Regions from separate parts of the Homo sapiens genome. Here region 1 is linked to region 2. The links are chromatin loops, found by intact Hi-C in ENCODE. Cell type or tissue: right lobe of liver. All regions are shown on one strand. Each heading gives the region's core, and the rest is flanking DNA. Links, peaks and the distances in the headings are about the cores only.

Evidence for each region. A loop is a pair of places that touch in the nucleus more often than their neighbours do. Peaks named below come from ENCODE experiments on the same cell type or tissue, not always from the same donor. Only the 100,000 strongest peaks of a DNase experiment are listed, where the experiment ranks them.
Region 1: it touches region 2 in a loop (4-fold over the local background); 2 of 110 quality-filtered maps call a loop at or near these places.

The regions. Positions count from the first base shown.
Region 1 is chr20:40,668,895-40,671,806 of GRCh38, reverse strand. No RefSeq gene overlaps it. Among named protein-coding and RNA genes, the nearest start is that of MAFB, 19 kb to the left of the region's middle. RefSeq lists an enhancer at 2,844-2,912. In right lobe of liver, for the core only: a CTCF peak has its summit at 1,380 (motif pointing left); a DNase peak (open chromatin) is centred at 1,886; H3K27ac peaks cover 1,059 bases.
Region 2 is chr20:40,550,105-40,553,016 of GRCh38, reverse strand. No RefSeq gene overlaps it. Among named protein-coding and RNA genes, the nearest start is that of MAFB, 140 kb to the left of the region's middle. In right lobe of liver, for the core only: no CTCF peak of the experiment used is centred there; a DNase peak (open chromatin) is centred at 1,706; H3K4me3 peaks cover 230 bases; H3K27ac peaks cover 1,863 bases.

The DNA.
Region 1 (2,912 bases), core at 98-2,597, 120 kb before region 2:
AGCTTGAAGGGGACAAGGGGGCTAAGACATGCTCCCCTAAAAGCAGGGACAAGTGTGGGTTCCTCTGAGGGTGAGATTGAGGATGGGCCAGGCCTGAGCCCAAGGTCTGTTGAGGCCTATCCCTCTCTCCAGGGTGTGTGCTCACCATGCCCTTCCTGGTGTCCCTGGGATCCAAGAAGGTCATGGACAGGTATATGGGCCACTGCCCAAGAGTTTGAGAGTGAAGTGTATATGTAAGTTACTAAGAACACGCTCAGCTTCTGGCACAAATCCACTCATTCACTCATCAAACACTCGGCGCCTGCTCCACGCTCAGCCCTTCTGCACTCCTGACTTTGCTGATTCTCGTACAACCCAACCATAACTCCATGTGACTGTGAGTGGGGGCTTCCAGAGCCTGGGAGGTTTGCCAAGTCCTCCTGCTAAGTGGCTGAGCTAGGATTTGAACTGAGATCTGTCTCACCACAAGGCATGTGGTGATGGCTCCAGAGTCTCTGTCTTCCTGGAGTCTGGCATCTTGTGAGGGATGTTTGAGCCTTATGGAAACTCAGGGTGCAGGGTCAGGAAGGTGGATAAAGGACATGGAGTGGGAGCCAAGAGGAGGATAAGAGCTGGTGGGGAGGATGGAGCAGGCTTAGGAGAGGAGGCAGCCTTTGGGTTTGTCATCAACTTAGACAGATGGAGCTGGGGGACAGGGCTCTCAGTGGAGGAATTAGCCTGGGTGAAAGCTCACAGGTGGCAATGGAGGGAGTTTCCAGAACAGCAAGTAGGCCCCATGTGGCTGGGGAGTGAGGTGCTGGATAACTGGAACTGGGAAGCAGAGGCTGCACACAGGTCCTAAGGGACCTTGAGAGCCAGGGTAAGGAGCCTGGTTATCACCCTGCAGGGATGGAATGCTGCTGCCATATTTCTGCTGTGTGACCCAGCCCATGGCCACAGTTGTTTGGAGCAAGTTGGGCCAAAAGCCTCATCTTTCCTTGGAAATTGGTGTTTGAATTCTGGGTACTGGTCAGAGTGTGGTGGGAGCTTGAATGGGAAAGGGTGAGAACAGGAAGCCAGGAAGCCTCACCCAGGCCTTGTGCATAAGGAGCCACAGAAAGGCTCTCTGCAGAGAAGGAGGGGCAAAGCAGGCATGTAGAGAATGCAGAAGAGGTTGGAGATGGCTTAATGAAACTGTATAATAGAGTGAGCCAAAGCACATTAAAAATTAGTTTAAAAAGACCCCCCAAACAGAAAACAAAAACAAAAGGCAGAAAATAAAAGCAAGGTAGATGAGTCCAGATTGAACTAGAAGTGACATGATGACATAAAAGCTGTGTTGAGATGGGCCAAGAGTTGATGCTGGGCCTCCTAGTGGCCAATGGGAAGAGGGAAAAAAGATCAACTGTGAGACCCATGGTGTTTCTCAAGGAAAAGCAAACCCACTGCTCAGGAGAGATGTAAGTATTGCTGGTTCTGGGCTGGAAAGAAATTTCTCTGGCGGCTCGTCAAATACCTGGGCAGATTTTTGTTCAGAGGGGACATGGGTAGAAGCAGCAGAATTTACTCTGGGAATCAGAAGACTAGATACTGGTTCCAACATCATACATGAACTTGGGAGGTTGCTTAGCCTGTCTGAGACTTAGTTTCCTGTACTGTAACATAGAGGCACATGCTGTAGAGGGCCATGAAGGTGATCTGACAGATGCGATGAAGTAGCAGGGACACAGCAGCTAGTCAGTAAGGCTAGCCTGCTTTATTCCCTCCCTCCAAAAGCTGCCTCTCTTTAATTAAACTTTTTATTTCTCTTTTACCCTCTCCTGCCCTGGGCCAGCTCCTCCTAAGGTCTACTCACTGCCTCTGGGACCAGGACACAGCCAGGCTGCTGCTGGCATGGTGCCTCCTCAAATCAGCAGGGCCCATAGCTCCCTCCTGGGCCTGTGTCCACAGCTGACTGCTCTGCAGAGCCAGGCTCTGCCAGCCTGCAATCTCCTAGAGCCTCCTCTGTGCCCAGCCCTGGGCGGGGCTGAGAACTGTGCCCCCAACCCAGTCCAGCCCCCATCACGTGCTCCGTTAGCACCCTGTACACCTCTTTCCTGCACAAATCCCAGGAATAGATAAATAATTATCTGCTAGAACACACGTTTCACAGGACAGGGATGTATGGGGTGCCTGGTCAGCACTTGCAGCAGAGTGGGTGCTGTATGTTGCTGGAATGAATGAATGGAATGAATTGAGTAAAATTTTGTCATGGCTGGTCCTGTGGGGTCAGGAGATCGCTGTTTCCATTTTATAGTTAAGAAACTTCATTTCCACCTCTTTACCCATTTCTACTTGCCTTTCAGGCTACTGCCAAAATGTTATTCCCTTAGGAAGGCAAGGACTAAAGCTTTAGATTGGGTCAGCTACTCCCCACCTCCACCATGGTTAAACCCCCATGTTTCCAAGATTTGCTCTGATTCCCTTGTAGATATATTCATCTGCTGGGCACTGTTAATTTGGATTTATGACCTCTTAACTCCTAACACCACCACTTACATAATGTGCAGGGCCCAGTGCAAAATGGAAATAAAATAAAATTTTGTTTAAAAAGTATTAAGACATTCAAGATGGCCAAAGCAGAACATTAAACCAGGCATTGCCCTTTCTAACTGCAGAGTCCTGTGTGACTATGCAGGTCGCATGCCGGTGAAGCTGGTCCTGTCTCTGTGGCAGCATGGACATTGTAGGTCTGGTTTACTGCTGTCTCCTCCTGGCCCAAGCCTCATGCAGTGCCTACTTCTCACACACATCTCATTTAAACATCAAATGAATCAATGACAGAAGATGTAAAAATAGAAGTTAAATAACCTTAGTTTTAGCTTTCCCATCTGCAAAAGGGGATTATCTTTCTTCCCTCATAGGTAAGCAGTGATGACTCTGAGCCTTGGGGC
Region 2 (2,912 bases), core at 216-2,715:
TGTGTGTGGCCTTGCTTAGTTTTCATAACAACTTTATGCAATAGCATTATCTTCATCCCCATTTTAAAGATCGAGCCTTAGAGAGGTTCAGGAAATTGCCCAAGGTCACAGAACTTGTGAGTGACAGAAGTGGGATTTGAACCCAGATCTGTCAGTCTGTTCAGCTCTATGTAGAGTCACTTACATCTAGAGTAAAAGCTCTTTTTAATTCTTTTTGTTTCTGATCCAGGCATGACTAAGATACAGTCTACTTTTGCAGAACCCATGAAAAAAATATGTCTACAAGACACTGGAATGTGACAGCTCTTTAGGGCAACATACTTTAGTACTTGAAGAAGCATCTTTTTTTTCTCATAAATTGTCTACGGGACATATGCTTTAGAACTTGAAGATGCATCTCTTTTCACATAACCAATTACAGAACTAATTACAAACTGTTTTTATCTGTTCATTAAGGTAGATATAATTAAAACAACATTTTGTTAAACTAGTTTGAGTGTGTGCTTTAAAGTAATTATTACTACTTTTATTTCTTTGAGATTCTTTCTAATTTGTCTTGGCTCTATCTCAGTCTGTCTCATGTTCTGTCTTGCTCTTTGCTCTACATCAGAAAGACTTTGGCCCTTCTGTCCTGCATTCCTGCCACTTTACCTAGCTAATTTCTACGCACCCTTCAGTTGTTCTCTTAAATATTGCTTCCTCTGGGAGGCCTCCCTTCCTAGAGTCCTCTGGTGTTTATTCCCACAGTGCTCCATCCCTTATTTTTATCTGTCTTATTATACTCAACAGTATATAAATGTATTGGCTGTATTTCTCACTACATCATAAGCTTCATGAAATCAGGGCTTAATGTTTGTGCCATTTTCTCTTGTGTCCCAAGTGTTCAAAGTAGTGCTTGGCGTGTAATAAAGTTAAATAACTATTGGTGGATTGATTAATGATTTGGACTGGTCTTTTCCCCTTACTGACCACTGTTGGATTCTAGACCTACATTAACTGGGTTACACACTTTTTTTCTGTCATCCACCCTCTACTTCTTCCTCCTCCCATTTTTTTGAATATGCACAAACACACAGGTACACCTTGACATGTACACACACACACACACACACACACACACACACACACACACGAGGAGCAAAGTCTTTTCAAATGTCCTCTTTGCCTTTAAGCTAGAGGCCCTTAGCCCTTGTTAGTGAGCTTTTGAGTTGGGATATAGAAGGAGAAAGAGGTTTCTATGCCACTTTTGGGGAGAGGCGCATTGCCTCCTGGGAGTATCTACCTTCTGAGGTGCTGGGCGATTATTTGTGCATATCTTCTGCAGATGTCCACCTCTGTCTCTGAGCAGCACCCTGTGGGAGGCCTTCTTTGCCCTGAAGCTCACAGCCTTGTACCCCATTCCTGCTTCTTTGCGGGCTGACGCTTGGGCTGTGGAGGCAGAAGCTGAGGCCATACCTCCTTCTCTCCCTTTCTCCTTAGTGCCCTACAGGTGTCTCCAGTAGGAGGTTCCCTCCTTCCAGGCTCAGCACTGCTGCCCAGAGAACACATGGCCATGAGCATGAGGCCAGGGTACAGTCCTAAAGGGGCCTGACCCCTGGACCGCAGCCCTCTGGTGCAATGCCAGGGTGGTCATTGCACAACAGGAAGGGAAATTCATATCATGGAGTTTAAGACCTTTGGCTGTGGAATCTCAGCTCTTGGAAGCAGATGTAGCTGGCAGTGGTGTCCTCTTGTGTCCCTGTTCCCAGTCTGGTTCAGCTCTTCTCCTTTCCCCCATTTATGCCCTGCCTTTGCCCTGAACCCTGCCCCTTCCCAATGTCCATGGTCTGCTCCACCTACTGTCCAGACCAATGAGACACCAGAAGAGGAAAGTCTGATGGAGGGGATGGGGGTGGAAAAGCAAAAGCCTTCACACCTAAAGGTGGAATTGCGGCAACCCCACAGTGCTTCAGGCAGCAGCTGCCTGGACTCCATGTGGAGCTGGGTGAACACCCTCATTTGTTTCTTTGTCCCCTCAGGGCACTGGGGTGTCTGGAGGGTGCCCAAGTCCTTATGCCAGCTGACCTTTCTGCCTGCCTCCTTGCTGCTTGCTTGCCTCATTTCTGTTCTCCAGTATCTCATCCATACCATTTTTCCTCAATAGCCCTGCTCCTTTGTTTGTCCCCCAATGGACACAGAGTGGGTTAAGACCTTTGGAGTCCACAGACCTAGGTTCAATGCCTGACTGTTTGACCTTGAGCATGGGACTTCCCTCTTTGAAACTGTTTCCTCATCTGTAAAATGGGCTTAACAATTCCTTTCTCCCAGGGTTGTAACGAGAATGAATTAAGGCAATGTACCAATTTAACATACATTTTCTGAGCACCCACCATTTGACAGTCATGGAGTGGGGTGCTGGGATTACCGTGGTGATTAAGACAGAATCTGGTTGGAAGGAACCTATAGTCTAAAGTGGCAGGAGAAAGCTCTCACAAATATACAAAGAGATACCCCAATAAATAAAGAGTTATAATTCCCATTGCACATTGAGGCTTGCTAAGAAGCAAACAGAAGGGAAGCAGTGAATAAAGGTACCAGGGTGAGGTTATCCTTCGTGGGTGAGGAGAGGGAAGGGCTGTTTTAGGAGATGGCATCAGCCAGAACCCTGGAGAATGAGAAGGTTTTCAGGACTGGGGACTAGTGGGACACATAGAGGGCCCTCCTGAGCACTAAGGTCCTGAAAGCAAGAAACAGTCAGGTGAGTTTATGGATCCCAGTGAGGGTCTTTGTGGCTTGGTATATGTGAATGAGAGTTAGGTTAGGAAAGAGTGAGGCTGAAGAGGCCAACAGGAGTCAAAATATGCTGGGTTCTATGGGCCAGTGGTTCTCAGGGGCATCAGCATCCACTGGGAGCTTGTTAGAATACACATGCT